Regions from separate parts of the Homo sapiens genome. Here region 1 is linked to region 2. Evidence: chromatin loops called from intact Hi-C (ENCODE). Cell type or tissue: Caco-2. All regions are shown on one strand. Each heading gives the region's core, and the rest is flanking DNA. Links, peaks and the distances in the headings are about the cores only.

What was found. Hi-C counts contacts between places; a loop is a spot of excess contacts. Peaks named below come from ENCODE experiments on the same cell type or tissue, not always from the same donor. Only the 100,000 strongest peaks of a DNase experiment are listed, where the experiment ranks them.
Region 1: it touches region 2 in a loop (27-fold over the local background); 4 of 110 quality-filtered maps call a loop at or near these places.

What each region holds. Positions count from the first base shown.
Region 1 is chr3:94,245,425-94,253,764 of GRCh38, forward strand. No RefSeq gene overlaps it. Among named protein-coding and RNA genes, the nearest start is that of NSUN3, 190 kb to the left of the region's middle. In Caco-2, for the core only: a CTCF peak has its summit at 4,311 (motif pointing right); a DNase peak (open chromatin) is centred at 4,287.
Region 2 is chr3:94,107,003-94,115,342 of GRCh38, forward strand. The region is part of intron 5 of NSUN3 (NOP2/Sun RNA methyltransferase 3); the gene reads left to right. Among named protein-coding and RNA genes, the nearest start is that of NSUN3, 48 kb to the left of the region's middle. In Caco-2, for the core only: no CTCF peak of the experiment used is centred there; no DNase peak of the experiment used is centred there.

The DNA.
Region 1 (8,340 bases), core at 46-8,045, 140 kb after region 2:
AGATTGAACTATAAGGACAAAAGAGATGGAGAAGTCATACAATGGAGGAAACCTGGGACCCTGAACAACTATGTGGAACAGAGCACCCACCCCATTTCAGTCCTAACTGAACTTTACACAGGTGAGAAATAAATACGTCTGTTGTTAAGCCACTGAAATGCCCAGTTGTTTCTAACAATTAGTACTACCTTAATTAATACAAATATCACTACTTGATTTGTTGATGCAATATCATTTTTCCTCTGAGAATATTAATTCTATCTTTAAATTTTCTTTTCTTCTTCCAGTATAGATTTATTTTCCTTCAGGTTTCTGTTCTAGATATTTACTCTGGCAACTGTCTATCGTTTAGAGGTTGGCCTCAAGTGTCTTTACTAGCCATTCATATTTGAGAAGAGTACAACAAAAAAATTATCTTTGGAAGCTTTGTGCATATGTGGGATGTCTGTGAACAGTGGGCTTCGGAGTAATTTGACTGGTGTGTTTCCTTGGAAAAATCCTTTAAGAGAGCATTTTTAAAACTTTTCTCTTGGATTTGCAGATTTGCCCAAGAGAGGTGTTTTTGTGTCCTGGTTGGAGGGGGTAGACCTCAGAACCGATATTCTGGGAGTCAGGTGGGGGAAGAAACCTGGGGGCTCTCAACTTGCATATGAATTACTTCTCCTGGTTGTGTTATGGCACCTCTGCCTGCCACTGTGCCTGGCTCTCCTTCGGTGGGTAAAAACCTGTTTTACTCTCTTTAAGTAAGCAGTTAGTCTTCTGCCAGAACGAGACAACAGTAGTTGTCTGGCTTCATAAAGTTGGTGAGAAGCCAGAAGGTCTAATTTTTTCTTTTAAAATGACTTCCAAAGAATCCTGCTGTTTTAGTCATCATTTCCCCACCCCAGTTTTTCTAGAGGTGCCCGGTCTACTAAATCATGAGTCTCTGGGGGCTTCTGTCACATGTATCAGGGAACTGCTCAGCTTTTCCTACCGCTGGCTGAGAATCCAGCTTTCTCACATTTGCCAAGTAATTTACCACTCATCCAGCTGCTTCCTAGCTTCCAAAGCTGTGTCGCTTTTGTCTCTTTTCCAACACTGTTTGTCTATGTGAGTTTATGCCTTTATTAAAAAAATACAGTTTATTGGGCTTTCAGAAGACAGCAACAACCCTTTAAATACTTTCAATTTACCATTTTTTATCTGGAAACTTTAACAATTTTAAAACTAAAATCAACTCAATTTTATACTTTCAAAAATAGCAGGATATCCAGTATCTTCTAAATCTTTTCTCTCTTCCAATTATTTAACTGCTCCAGGGGATAACATAGTATAAGGTGCAAATCTTGCTTACGATGACCTCACCGGGAGAGAAAAAGAGAATTGACTGATTCACTAGTGGGACTTATTTTTCCACTGCCATGGTTTCTGTAGCTGCTGCCCAGTGTCACTTTTGTACATCTGTTTGGCAGAGTTCACTGCAGTATTTACGAATTTGCTGGTCCAGATCTTTGTACAGGTTCCTTTGCACAGGTGGAGGTTAATCTCACTCCTTCAGTGAAGGATGGTCCAAGTTTTCCCTTAGAATTGCATCTTTTTAGTTCATGCTCATATGCTCAGCTGTTCTTTCCAGAGTGTGACCCAGTTGGCTTGAAAGAGCATCCAACTTCAGCTACATGTTGTGTGAGAACTAAGCCTCACCATATAACCTCTTAGATAGTTGTAGTCAAGTCTGGGTCATCAATTCAGATTCCCTGGTCCTTAACCATAAGTGCTTCTTAGAGGATCCTAGAATCTTTTTCTGCCAAAAATCTTTAGTGATTGGAAGACTTGATGCTGCCTGAAAACTTCTAGTTTCTGACATAGAGGGGAAGGCAGAAATTTGCTTCACATAGAAGATATGAGATTTGGAAAGTGAAAGAAACGCGGAAATCCATTATTGCTCCTCTTGGCAGTAGTGATCAGAAATGTGGGCTTCAAGTGATGTCGGATTTTGCAGGGGCTTCCAGATATGGCCCTGGGAATGATCCACCTCAGTGCTAGAGGCAGCTCTGATTGTTGTCAGTGTCTTCCTGTGGTTACTGCAAATTTCTGAATGTTTGAGAGGTAATGGCCATCACTGATAGCAAGAGTCTGTATTTCCGGACCTCTATTCCTCCAGCATGTCTGATAGTTTGATAAGCAAGAATTAATACTGTTTGTATTAATTCTCCTTCCGCTTGAAATACTAGAGTGATCAAATACTAATTGCTAATGCACTTATCTTCTACTAATAAATAAGCTCATCTGCTAGAAGGGTATTTGAGGGACATCTTTACCAAGTCATAAAAATATATTGTTATACATTCCTCTCAAAGCTTTGAGTGCCTGTTTGCTTACACTGAGATCATGGTAACTTTCAAATGGAAGCTCCTTTTCGGGGTATGGTTGTGGGCTGGAAGTTGAGCTCCACTGAATCAAGCGTCCTCCTCCACAAAGAAGTGTGGGGGAAATCCAAAAGTCAAATGTAAATTATTTGAGGACAATTTTTCTTCTCCAAAAGGACCATGAAATATGGTTTAAAAAATCAAATTCTGTAAATAAATGAAAAAAGAAAACATTTGATATTTTATCTGGAAATCAGAGTTGTAGTGGTAGGCACTATTTAAATAGTATAGCAACCAGAACTGAGGTTCAGTGTATCCCAGTCTATCTAATTTTAAATTATTATTGTCCACACTTTCATCCTATGAAAACACTAGAAAACAGTTTTTGGCCTCCTTCCCTCCAAGGAAGCTTGGTGATTAAATTTCTCTACCCGTTATGAAAAACAACTCTCTTTAACATTAAGTATGCTAACAAATTTCTTAGTGACTCAGCCATTATTTTCAATTCTGCTTATTTCCATCTCACTGGAAGTTTAGACTAAAAGTCTATGAAAGAAGAAAATGCATAATTCTAAGAACATAACTTTGTCACATCAAGTCTCTTTGACATATGCATAAATTTGTAAATTACTATATATTGAAAGATATCCATCAAGGTCAGATAATTTAACCTTTCAGAATATTCTTTTCAAAGCTGTTTAAAGTATGATTTATTTCTTATTATTTTAATGGAGCCTGTTGGTAGATTGTGAAACAATCCTCTGATTGGCCCACATAGATTCTGACCTCAAATCATTAAAAGGTTATTTTATAAAGGCTCATGCAAAGGCCAGTTGTTTGGAACTTGTACAATATTTTTCCATAGAAGTATAATTTATTTTATGTAGTATTTATCTTCCACCTACTCTAGAAAAAAGATTAGAAGAAGCTTATGTAATTAAGTGTAAAGTGAAATAATAAAACTTTAAAATTGGAAGGAGCAGAGGCATAGATGTCTCTGAAGACCCAAGCGTTTTTTTGTGTGTTTGTTTTTTGTTTGTTTGTTTATAAAAGGGAGCTAGGTCAGTATAAGTAAAAGAGAAATCAGTATCACATAGATCTATGTTCTAATCTTTCTGCTAGAAAAAAAGCTACTTGTGTGAACTTGACCAAGCTTCTGAATCTCAGTTTTCACATCTATTAAATGGTTATAAACTGTAAATAGTTTGGCCAGTGAATATGTTCCCTGACAAGTCCTTAACAGAAGATTTCTCCCTGAGACCTCCTTCGCTATTCCCTCTGGGATCTGTGGCTGGATAGAAACGAGGGTGATTCTGAAAAGTTCTGCCTGCAGAGCAGCAATCTCTCTACTCCTATTTTTGTTGGACTAGCAGGACCAGTTGCCCAGCCTCTGCCTGTGCTGGTGCTGAGCTCTTCTGTTGTGCTGACCTCCAGGCCACCCGTAGACCTCTGCCATGCTGCTGTCAACCTCCCATACCCCATTGACTCTTACTAATCTCTTCAACTAGCCACTGGCCAGGAAATCTTCAGCTGACATTTTAATTGTAAAGCTGTTACATCGCTAGTGATACTGACTACCTCTTAATATTGCACCTTCTCTTTTCCAGAGGACAGAACTTTTAGAAGGTTAAAGTTAAGGGATGATCAACCCTAGCAGGATCTTCACCTGGAACTGCTAGTTCCTCTGCAATTCCCCACTCTGCTGCTCCATCTGTACCACTCTTCACTTACAGTAGGTTTTTCTCTGGATTCCAGGCGTTCTCTCTATTCTAATACAACTTTGGGGAAGTTTCAGGCCTCAGACAAGATAGTACTTCAATTGCAACACAAGTTCAAATTCACTCCCATCAATCCCTGGATCCCAACCAAGAGCAGGAATGGAGCTGAGTAACTATTTCAAATTCCGCCAATAAGACTTTACACAGAGCAGACCACCAGGGGGCAGTGTTGCCTTACCTCGCATTCCAGCCTAACATGGGGAATGGAGCCCCAAACCTTTCGTTGCATTCAAGTTTAGATAAGCTGTGAAGCCTAAATGAGATAATATAATAGCTGCAACTGTTGTTTCTTAGATGCTTTCTAGGGGACAAGTATTTTGTCTATAATTTCATTTAATTTTAATGTGTCTCAGATAACGTTTGTGGGTTTTTCTACACATTGAGATTTAGATGACATTGCTTCCATGACTCTTCCCTGCAAGTGCTGTTCATTTCTCTGAGTTTAATGTTCATGGTTTCTTCTGCCCATGGCTCCTGAAATTGTACATCATGCCTCTGTTTGCACAAATCAATTAGTTTTTAAAATAAGTTTCCATGGGAAATCCATTCCATTCATACTAAGTCCTTCAGGAAATTCACAAGAAGGGATCAAGTTATCTTTTTATGTCCCTCTGAGCTCTTTATTCTGCTTTTAACCTCTTCCGCAGAACCAAATTCCTCCCCTTCTAACTCATAACAAGCCAATGAATCTCTTAGTTGTTTTAGCTTCTTCCTCACCCGAGTTACTTATTCTCAAACAATGGGGAAGAGAGAAATTTGAAAGTGCAGTCTTGGTGAGCTCTTTGTCAATGAAATGTTTATAATTTAGGAAATTTGAGCATATGCAAAAAGGCTCTTATACTAATCAGAATTTCATAGGGTTGTTCTCCAGCAGTTACATGTGGAGTGGGTTAATTATGAACTAGTGCCTAAAAAAGTTTAGCACACCAAGAAGATATCAGAAATATCTCAAATGAATATTAATGTTTGAAAATGTCTATGTAATTGAAATCAATTTAAATGTAGAAATAATTTGAAGAATGCTAATGCAATGGCAGAGTCCCACAGATAAATATGTCAAAACACATTAGGATTTCTCTGAGGCTATGGCAGAAACCTGCATTGCGATCAGACTGTGGGATACACAGATTTGATTCTGTTTTTTTCTGATTTAAGTCTACTTTTTTGGGTTTTCTTATTTGCATCATTAGTCACAAGATTTTCGTATAGGGGCAAAGAAATTTTACTTCTCCCCTCTGAAGGTTTGAGTCTGTTGAAAAGAACTGACAATAGACAAATTAATAGGAGAAAAGGCATCCACATGTATTAACACTCATAAACATGAGAGTCATACAAAATATGAGACACAAAGAAGGGCCAGATGGTTGAGGCTTAGATACCCCTCTTCATAGGGGAGAGGGAAATGGGGGATGCAGGGAATTGTGAGGAATAGTAAACGATTTTCAGGGGAAATGAATAGGCTCAAAGAGCAGACAGTCGTTTGTAAATGATTCTTTTAGGAAACTGAATGGGACTAGCCAGTTACAGGAAGGTGAGAGGCTGAACTGTGTCATCAACAAAGGTTATCTTATACAAATAAAGTCTTTTAGGTTATATCTCAGGGCTGCCCTCAGAAGAAGAGATAAAATGTCTACCTGGGTGTGGTAGAGATTTTTAATCTCTTCTTTTCTGATTAATTCTTCCTGTTTATTTAGCGACAGTTCTATGCAGGGGATTAAGATAATTGCATTTCTTTTGAAAAGAAGTTTCCTTATTCAGATAAATAAATTCCAGAGAATACCCCTTCCTGCGCTTGAAGGGGAGAAAGAAGAGAAGGTTAACAAGTCCTTGGTTCTGAGGCAGCTTCTGAGGTCTTCCCATTTCTTTTAATTCAAAGTGCTCAACATAGCACAGCAGGATACTTTGGGGTATTGTTTTCTGAGATCCAACATTTGGCTTTGTTGATTTTTCTGGGATGCGATACTTTTATTTTTATTTTAGCTTTGTTTAAGTTGAGTGGCGTACCTCAACTTTGGTTTTGGTATGGGAGTTTTTGTTTGGTTTTGGTTTGGGAGTCATAGATAAACTTCAATTTTAAAGAGATTAATAATTAAAAAATAAGTTGGCCTAAAAAATACTTCATGATTTCAGTTATATGAGGTCTCTAAACTAATCAAGTTCATAGAAGCAGAGAGCAGAAAGGGTGGTTGAAAGGGGCTGGGGAGAAGAGAAAAGGGAAGCTGTGGTTGAATGAGTGTAAGTCTCATTTATGCAAGATGAATAAGTTCTACAGATAAATGAACTGTATTGTGCACTTAAAAAACTTGTTAAGAGGGTAGATATCACGTTAAATGTTCTTGCCATGAGATAAAAACAAAAGCAAAGAAGCATGAGGAAACTTTTGGAGGTGATACATATGCTTATTACCTTCATTGTGGCGACAGTTTCATGGGTCTATACTCATAGAATTGTATACATTACATATATGCCGCTTTTTACATATCAGTTATACCTCAATAAAGCTGTTAAAGATATGTATGGCTAAAAAAATAAGTTGTTACGTTTTCTTACAGAACTGCTACAAAAGTAATGTGGAAAGGGCAGAGAAAGCATGACTATTCCCGTTTTAGAGTCGAAGAACCAAGGCTCAGAAGCATTAAGTACATTGATCCAGGCCTCCGTATGCTCCTTTACAGTGGTATTGTGTTTAGCCATTTTCAAAATGATTTAGTTACAGTAGACAGATAGCTAGACAGAAACAAAAAGGGAGAGCCCCTTAGAAAAGGGAGATCTGGAAAAACCAAAATGCCAAAGACCACCCGAACTTACATACTAGATATGAGCAGAGAGAAAGGGAAATATCTAAGCAGAAAGGAATACCTGTAAAGATGCCCTGAAGTCATGCACTCTGCACTTAACCTGTTAGAATGTAATGAGCTGCCTGCTGATAAGGAGAAGAGAGTAAAGGGAAAATTCCTAAGAGATGCCAGGGGCAATTCCTATCCAACACTGGGCCCACACATGTGCACCAACTAATAGTAAGAGAGGGTCCCACAGGCCTTGGGAGGGAACCAGGAAGGGCAAAAGGATAGGACTTAAGGCAAGATTGGGAAAGCTAAACAAAGGAAAAAAGTGGAGACTTAAGACAAAGGCAAGAACTTCAAGAAAAATCTGACATCATAAAAACCCAATGCAGAATTCTCAGGCTGCTGCTGGCTCACTCCCTTTCAGCCTGCTCTTCCTCATCTTTCAGAGTGTACTCTTTCTCTCTATAAACAATCTACTACCTATTTTCTTTCAATAAATTCTCTTTTTTAATTTAGCTTCATCAGTCACTTGGCAGGATTCTGCAAGTAAGACTAAGAACTGAAGATTCTCGCACTTCTTGGTAACAATTTTAGATACATTATCTCATTTGAGACAAACTTCTACATTCTTTCTATGCAATGAATTATCAGATTTTATCTCTTTTTCCTCATGTGCTTTTCTACCTGTCAAAGTTTTTTCATTCCTCAAGACTCAGAGTATATCCTACTTTTTCTAACTTCCCACCAAAGGGGATCCACCCCACGTTGAGCCTCCAGTAGCCCTTAATTGTATCAGTCAGATGATCCTTGCTACATGTTTCCTTCACTGCACTGTGTTCTGTATCTGATTTATTGATACTTCTTGGTGAAAAATCTGAGAGATTAGTAATCTTTATATACTTACAAAGGCTACCACAATGTTTTGCCTATAGTAGTTATTCAAGAAATGCCTACTGAAATAAATGAGAAAGATATTTCCCTTTTCTTTCCATCATCTGTCACCATTAAGCCTGTCCTTTCTGCTCACACTTTAGCTACTTCTCAATGTTACTCCTCTGCCTCAGCCAAATTGGTGACACAATGAACACTCTGAAGTTTAAAAACAAGCAAATAAAAACAAAAATGACCCCCATAGCTTTGTTTAGATGAATTTCTTGTCTTGAGATTCTCTTAGAAGTTTTCCACAGCTCTTCTGTTCTAATTTATCTTTCTCTTCTTCAATTTCTTATGTTTAGAGCTTGCATATCTATTTCTGTTTTCTGATTTTTCATGGGCAGTTGGAGGGCAAGTCAAAAATGATATCTAACTTCCGGGCTGATTATGCAAACTGAATAATATGATTGTAGAATGCTGCATTATTATTTGTTGTTTTTAAAACTGTCTCCCAGAGTATCTAGCATAGAACTACACAAATGCTAGAAACAAGCAAAC
Region 2 (8,340 bases), core at 99-8,098:
CACAATCTCAGCTCACTGCAACCGCCACCTCCCACGCTCAAGCAGTCCTCCCACCTCAGCCTCCCAAGTAGTTTGAACAATAGGTATACACCAGCTAATTGTATTTTTTGTAGAAATGAGGTTTTGCCATGTTGCTCAGGCTGGTCTCAAACTCCTGGGCTCAAGCGATCCGCCTGCCTTGGCCTCCCAAAGTTCTGGGATTACGGGCATGAATCACTGTGCCTGGCCTAATTAAAATATTTCTATTGCTGTATCAAATTAGGCATATATATGTTTTGTTGTTGTTGTTTTGTTTTTGTTGTTGTTGTTTGTTTTGAGGTGGAGTCTCACTCTGTCGTCCAGGAGTGCAGTGGTGTGATCATGCCGCCTTGACCTCCTGGGCCCAAGTGATCCTCTTGTCTCAGCTTTCTGAGTAGCTGGGACCACAGCATGTGCCACCACACCTGGCTAATTTTTTATTTTTTGTAGAAACAGGGGTCTCTCTATGTTACCCAGGCTGGTCTCAAACTCCTGTACTCAAGTAATCCTCTTGCCTTGGCCTCTGAAAGTGCTGGGATTATAGGTGTGAGCCACCATGCCCGGCTAATTTTTTTTTTACTAGATTAATTTTCTTTAAATCAGACAGTCTACTGTCTCCTGCCCCACTCTCCCAAACTCTGTTAGGTTTCCCTTTTGTTACTAGAAAGGCAGTGTAAGGGACAACTGACATTTTTAAATGTCTTAATGGTATTTTGGGGACACCATATCTCAATTTTAAAACAGTGGCCATGTTCCGTAAAGTCAAGTTTACTTTAAAAAGGTTACCAAACTGTTCTACTCAATCAGAAATGAGACCACAATTGCTAAGTAGCTGCCCTCATTAACAGGCTATTTTACTTTCTGTAGGAATTTATTATTTACGACCCAGTTGGCAGGAAGAAAAACCATTCTCATTTTTATAAATTACTTGTTAGCAAAAGCTTTTTTTTTTCCTTTTTTTTTTTTTTTTTCAGATAAAGCCTCTGGCCTCTATCATTTCCATTTGTTCTATAACATAAAAGTTAGAGGTTGCTTCAACTATTCTCTACTCAGAATTTTTTTTGATAAAATTTTTATTTTGATATAATTTTAAACTTAGAAAAAAATGTAAGAATAGTACAAGGAGCTCCTGTGTGCTCTTTATAGAGATTCATCAACTGTTTTACATTTCACCACGTTTACTTTTTTTTATTATTATACTTTAAGTTCTGTGATACATGTGCAGAACTCTATTCAGAATTTTTGTTAGTTTCAATTAAATATATTTTCTTTGTTTTACACTGAAAATTCTCTTCCTGACCTGCCTCTTAATAAAGGTAGCATTTATTTGTTTTTTGTTTGTTTGTTTTATTTTATTTTGAGACGGAGTCTTGCTCTGTTGCCAGGCTGGAGTGCAGTGGCACGATCTTGGCTCACTGCAACCTCCGCCTTTCAGGTTCAAGTGATTCTCCTGCCTCAGCCTCCCGAGTAGCTGGGACTACAGGCGCACGCCACCATGCCCAGCTGTTTTTGTACTTTTAGTAGAGATGGGGGTTTCACCATTTGGGCCAGGATGGTCTTGATCTCTTGACCTTGTGATCCACCCACCTCAGCTTCCCAAAGTGCTGGGATTACAGGTGTGAGCCACCGCGCCTGGCCTTTTTATTTTATTTTTTTGAGACACAGTCTTGCTCTGTTGCCCAGGCTGGAGTGCAATGGCACAATCTCAGCTTGCTGCTCACTAAGGCGGAGGCCTCCCGGGTTCCATCAATTCTCCTGCCTCAGCCTCCCAAGTAGCTGAGATTATAGGCACCCACCACAACACCTGGCTAATTTTTTGTATTTAGTAGAGACGGGGTTTCACCATGTTGGTCAGGCTGGTCTCGAACTCCTGACCTCAGGTGATTCACCCAACTCGGCCTCCCAAAGTGCTGGGATTACTGGCGTGAGCCACTGCACCCAGCCCATTCATTTATTTAATAAATATGTTATAAAAATATAGTTTCCGGTTGTGCTGTATGTAAAAAATACAAAATGAATGCAACACAAACCCTGTTTTCAAGCAGCTAAAAATTTATTCCTTGGGAAAAACAGAATAGGGAGAAATTCCATGGAGAATCAATGAAAGTTTCAAAGACTGAGCTCTGAAGTGGGTCTAGGTGAAGAGACCATTTTTATTCACTTTTTTTCTAAGTGACTACAAGCTCATTCACCTAGTTAAAAGGAAATTTTATGATTTTTGTGGCAATTTGTGTAAGCATTAGAACTTTCTGAGCATCTAGAAAGAAGAGGCAAATAATTTTAATTCCTTGATTTGGTAGTTAATTACACAAGAGTGTCTATCTTGCTTTGAAGGGGCAGAAGTATTGCTAGCTATGTATCGGAGTTTGGTCAGAGTAAAATCTCCACAAATGATATAAGAGATTTATTATTGGAATTAGATATTATTTAATTAAGGGAGCTGTTTAAGTAGTCTGTTTTATTGCGTCACTGCTTCTGGTGGTAGGCTTTAAGTGAGCAGGGCTGGCAGTTAGCACGTGAGGTTAGCGGGGAGTAAAAGACACACTAGAATCCACGAAGACAAAAGATGAAACACGTCTCTTCTCTGCACATCCGGTTTGATGATGTGAGCGATCTGCAGAAAAGTTGGTGGATTCCACCATGGACCTGCACAGGAACCTGGTCCAGAATTTGGAAGAGCTGAAGGAAGGTCCTGTGATTCCTGGAGGAGCTGTGGGCACAGTTGCTGCCCTTACCTACATGTTGAGCCACTGGATGTGTAACAATATATGTGTACACTAAGCTCAAGGAGTTTTTGACGATTACATAGCAAAGTTACCAAGATATATGACATTTTATTACCCCAGAAAGATTCTGAGTACGCCTTCAGAATTCATTGTTCCCTTCATCAAAAGCAGTTATTTTTCTGATTTCTTTTTACCATAGATTAGTTTTGCCTGTTCTCAAACTTAAAAAGGTAATGAAATAGCATGTACTCTTTTATCTGGAATTTTTCTCTCAGCATAGTATTTTTGAAGTTTATTCATAGTGTGTGTCTCAAAAGTTTGCTCCTTTTTATTGGGTCAGGTGTAAAAGTGGTATTTTTGCTTTTGGCTTAACTCCCATTGTCTGGACAAGAACATTTACTTAGAAGTGCATGAATAAGGCTTGAGGCCACTGTATTATTCCTGGAAGAGCTGCCTCCTTAGAGATAACTTTCAGTGATAGAAAGTTATCAGTGATAACTTTCAGTGATAGGAAGTTATCAGTGATAACTTTCAGTGATAGGAAGTTATCAGTGATAACTTTCATTGATAGGAAGTTATCAGTGATAACTTTCAGTGATAGGAAGTTATCAGTGATAACTTTCAGTGATAGGAAGTTATCAGTGATAACTTTGGGTTACAAAATCTTTTCAACCCTGTGAGGCCCAAATTGCTGAATTCTCAGTAGGCTTGGATTTCAACACACAGAGAGCATTCCTGAGCAGAGCTGTGTTCTTCCATCTCAGCATCCAAATCCCTCAGATCTTTCCTGAGCTTTCTCTCATTAACATACACTAACATGTTACAATTTTCTTCTAGTTATCCTAGAGTTATGTAAATGTTGTTAGTATATAGTCTCTCTTCCACGATATCATAAACAATGATTTTATTAAATGTTTTGGCATGGCACAGTAAGAATCACTGACTATATTAGAGTTCTCCAGAGAAAAAGAGTGGAGATATACATGTATACACACACACACACACACACACACACACACACGCATATATATATACACACACATATATATGTATGCACATATATACATATATGTGTGTGTGTGTGTGTGTGTGTGTGTATATCTGCTTTGACTCCTTCCTACTAGTTGCAATGCAGATTAAACAGCAAGAACTGGGATAACCACCCTGGATTGTGAGGTTGAAGATTGGGCCTGGATCCCTGATGATTCTGGAGTCTGGCCATCTACTAATTACCTGGACAACCTTGGGAAGCCATCATAGTACAAACATAGATGATTACATAAACCTAGATGATACAGCCTACTACTACACACCTAGGCTATATGGTATAGCCTGTTGCTCCTAGGCTATAAACCTGTACAACAAGTTACTGTACTGAATACTGTAGGCAGTTGTAACACAGTGGTATTTGTGTATCTAAACATACCAAAATGGAAAAGGTACAGTAAAAATATGCTATAAAAGATAAAAAAATTGTACACCTGTATAAGGAGCTTGCCATGAAGGGAGCTTGCAGGACTGGAAGTTGCTCTGGGTGAGTCAGTGAGTGAGTGGTGAGTGAATGTGAAGGCCTAGGATATTCCTGTACACTACTGTAGCGTTTATAAACTCTGTACACTTAGGCTACACTAAATTTATAAAATAATATTTTTCTTTCTTCTGTAATAAATTAACCTTAGCTTACTGTAACTTTTTTACTTTATAAAGTTTTAAAGTTTTTAATAACTTTTTGACATTTCTAATACTAAGCTTAAAACAAACATTGTACAGCTGTACAAAAATATTTTCTTTCTTTATATCCTTATTCTATAAGTTTTTTTCTATTTTTAAATTTAATTTTTTGTTGTTGTTGTTGTTAAACTTTTTTGTTAAAAACTAAGATGCAAACACATACTTTAGCCTAGGCCTGCACAGGGTCAAGATCATCAATATCACTGTCTTCCACCTCCATGTCTTATCCCACTGGAAGGTCTTCAGGGGAAGTGGCATGTGTGGAACTGTCATCTATGATAACAGTACCTTCTTCTGGTAACCTCCTGTAGGATCTGTCTGAAGCTGTTTTACAGTTACCTTTTTTTTTTTTAAGAAGGAGGACCTGCTTAAATAATGATAAAAAGTATAGTAAATACTAGATGATAGGAATTTTTCAGCTGCATTATAATCTCATGGGACCACTGTCTGCCTGTCTTTCTATCGAGAGAGAGAGAGAGATTTAAGGAACTGGCTTATACAGCTATGAAGGCTAAGTCCCAAATTTGCTGGATGTGCTAGAGCCTGGAGACCCAGGGAAGAGTCAACATCGCAGGTCAAGTGCAAAGGCCATCTGCTGGAGAATTCCATCTTGTTCCAGGGAGGTCAGTCTTTTGTTCTATTCAGTTCTTCAACTGACTGAAGCCCACCCACATTATGGAGGGCCATCTGCTTTACTCAGTCTAACAATTCAGATGTTACTGTCATCTAAAAACACCCTCACAGACACACCCAGAATAATACTTGACCAAATATCTGAATATCATGGTTCAGCCAAGTTGAACATAAATTATCTAGCCATCATACTGGCTTTCTAACCTGTAGTGTTTGTGACCTTGCCCTCTGTTACTTGTTTATTAAGGCAGTTCTTCACTTAGATTCTGCTACAACAACTCCACGTGGTACCAAATTCAGTATTAGTTAAGACAGTTTTTCTTCTAATATAACGGAGAGAGAAAGAGACTCAAAATAATAGGGACTTAAATAAGAATCTGAGTAGGCTTCCCAGAGTTGTCTAGGTAATCAGTAGATGGCCAGACTCCAGAATCATCAGGGATCCAGGCCTAATCTTCAACCTCACAATCCAGGGTGGCTATCCCAGTTCTTGCTGTTTAATCTGCATTGCAACTAGTAGGAAGGAGTCAAAGCATAATTCAACATTACTTCCACTCACATCTCATGGATCAGACGTAGTCATATGGTTATGGTTATTACAAGGCAGTTTAGGAAATTAGCCTTGGCTGTGCCCAATTAAAAATCCCATTACTATGGAAGGAAATGAGAACAGATACTGAAGAGTAACTAGAGGTGTCTGCTACAAGTTGGAAATTCCTTGATCAGGTAATGCTGGAAGATGTGAAGAGAATAACAAAACTCTTTTTTTTTTGAGACGGAGTCTTGCTCTGTGGCCCGGGCTGGAGTGCAGTGGCACAATCTCGGCTCACTGCAAGTTCTGCCTCCCGGGTTCATGCCATTCTCCTGCCTCAGCCTCCCAAGTAGCTGGGACTACAGGGACCCGCCACCATGCCCGGCTAATTTTTTGTATTTTTAGTAGAGACAGGGTTTCACTGTGTTAGCCAGGATGGTCTCAATCTCCTGACCTCATGATCCGCCCACCTCAGCCTCCCAAAGTGCTGGGATTACAGGTGTGAGCCACCGCACCCGGCCCAAGAATAACCAAACTCTTAAGCAAGAAAGCCAGTTTGAAAGATTTTACAATAATCAAGAAGTAGTTGACATAGCCCTTACGTAATGAATGGCAGGGGATAACTGCCATTAAAAGTATGAGCTATAGAACTATATTGCCTGGATTTTAATCCTGGTTTGGACATTTCCAGAGAAATTTTGTACAAATAACTGTCTTGCCTTAGTTTTCTCATCTGCAAAGTAAGAATAATAATTCATGCCTCAGAACTTAATTGAAAGATTGAATGAGGTAACATATAACACACTTAACGTCAGGTAAAAAAGGAAATGAAGGATAAAGTTCTAGGGCAGACTGATATTTAAGGGATATGAAAAAGAGGAAAGGCAGATGGGGAGGCGGAGGCTAAAGGGGGACTTCAGAGAAATAGAAGATGAACAAAGAAAAAATAGCTTCCAGGAAGCCACATCAGAAGAAAGTTTCATGAAGTTGAGGATTAATGGCAGAATCAGGTAAATGAAGGCTGAAAATAGGCTTTTTAATACAGGCTGTTTGTCTACTTATTTTCTTGCTGAGTCAAGCTTCTGAGGAAAACAGTATTTTTATCTACCTTTTAGAGTTATACAAACAAAGTATTGTTAAATGAATTACCAAGTTACTTGGAATAACTACCAAGTTATTCCAAATTATTTGGAATTTTAATGAAGGACTAACTACTTTTGAGTTTCTACATTGAGTCTAATATGTTAAAATTGTACACAACTATCATTTAAATGCCAATCTGTGATGAAAAGTTTCAAATTATGTCTCAGTGTGAAGTATGTGCTTTCATTCACCTCATCATAATGCTGTACAGCAGCACTTTAATAGGTGGAGGTTGTATGCTCTATAAAAGGACTGCTAGGTAAGATTCTCAGGTCATTGCTTAAGACCTATTAATTCTACTTTCTTTATGTTAAAAGTGCCTGGAGGTATATAGTTATTTTTTACCTTCAATGGGTATTTGAGACAATTGGGATGTTAGAATGAATGCATGTGGTGTCCTGTGTCTCATTGCCTCAAATTCCAAACTTATTTTAGCAGTCATAGTATTTGCTTCAGGGCACATAGCTTGAGGTAAAAGCTTGAGGTCCTCTTTCCGGTACTAGATTTGAGTGGCAGTCTTCGTGCTGCTTTAATTAGCTGTGTCACTTCAGGCAAATCAGAGTCTTTTTGTGACCTTCGATTTGATAAATCTTGTCAGACTATTTACCTTGTACATCTCACCTCATAAGGTTTTATTAAGACTCTGTCTGTGAAGTGCTCTTTAACTAGAGCACCAAGTAAACATAAGGTAGTATTAATTAAGCTGATCACATGTCCTACACTCAGTTAACATAGGAGTGAGCATCTTGTTTGATTTCTGGACCAAATCCACATTCTGTTCTCTTTTATTCAGGAAGATTCTTTCTATTTTGTTTACTTATTTTTTTAAATAATTTATTGTATTTTAGATTCGGGGGTACATGTGCAGGTTTGTTACACGGATGTGTTGCGTGATGCCGAGGTTTGGGATACGATTGATCCCATCATCCGGGTAGTAAGCATAGCACCAAATAGTTTTTCCACCCTTACCCCCCTTCTGCCCTCTCCCTTCTAGTAGTTCCCAGTGTCTATTACTGCCATCTTTATGTCCGTGAGTACACAATGTTTAGCTCCCATTTATAATTGAGAACATGTGATACTTGGTTTTCTGTCCCTACATTAATTCACTTAGGATAATGGTTTCCAGCTGCATCCATGTTGCTGCAAAGGACATGGTTTCTTTCTTTTTTTTTTCTTGCTGCTCTATTCTAGTTTAAAGAAAGTGTAAGAATTTCCTCATGGAGGAATATGTACATGTGTCCAGTGTTCTCTGGAAGCAACTTACCTTTTTGGTTTTGGACTTAAGCTGTCATTTGGGCAGTGAGATAAAAAGACTGTAGTTTTCATACATTTTTCACATTATTAATTATATAACTGTTTTTCTTTTCTACATAAGTTGCAGATAGCTTTATAAGGTAGTCTCATATAGGCTTTCTGAAATATTAATTGAGTATTAAATGGTTACAATGGACCAACTGCAGGATCGATGTTCCTATGCTTATTTTAAATTTTTTAAATTTCTACAGTCTTACTTGGTTTTAAAAAATGTATAATGCTAGAGTTTCTGAGAAGGAAAAA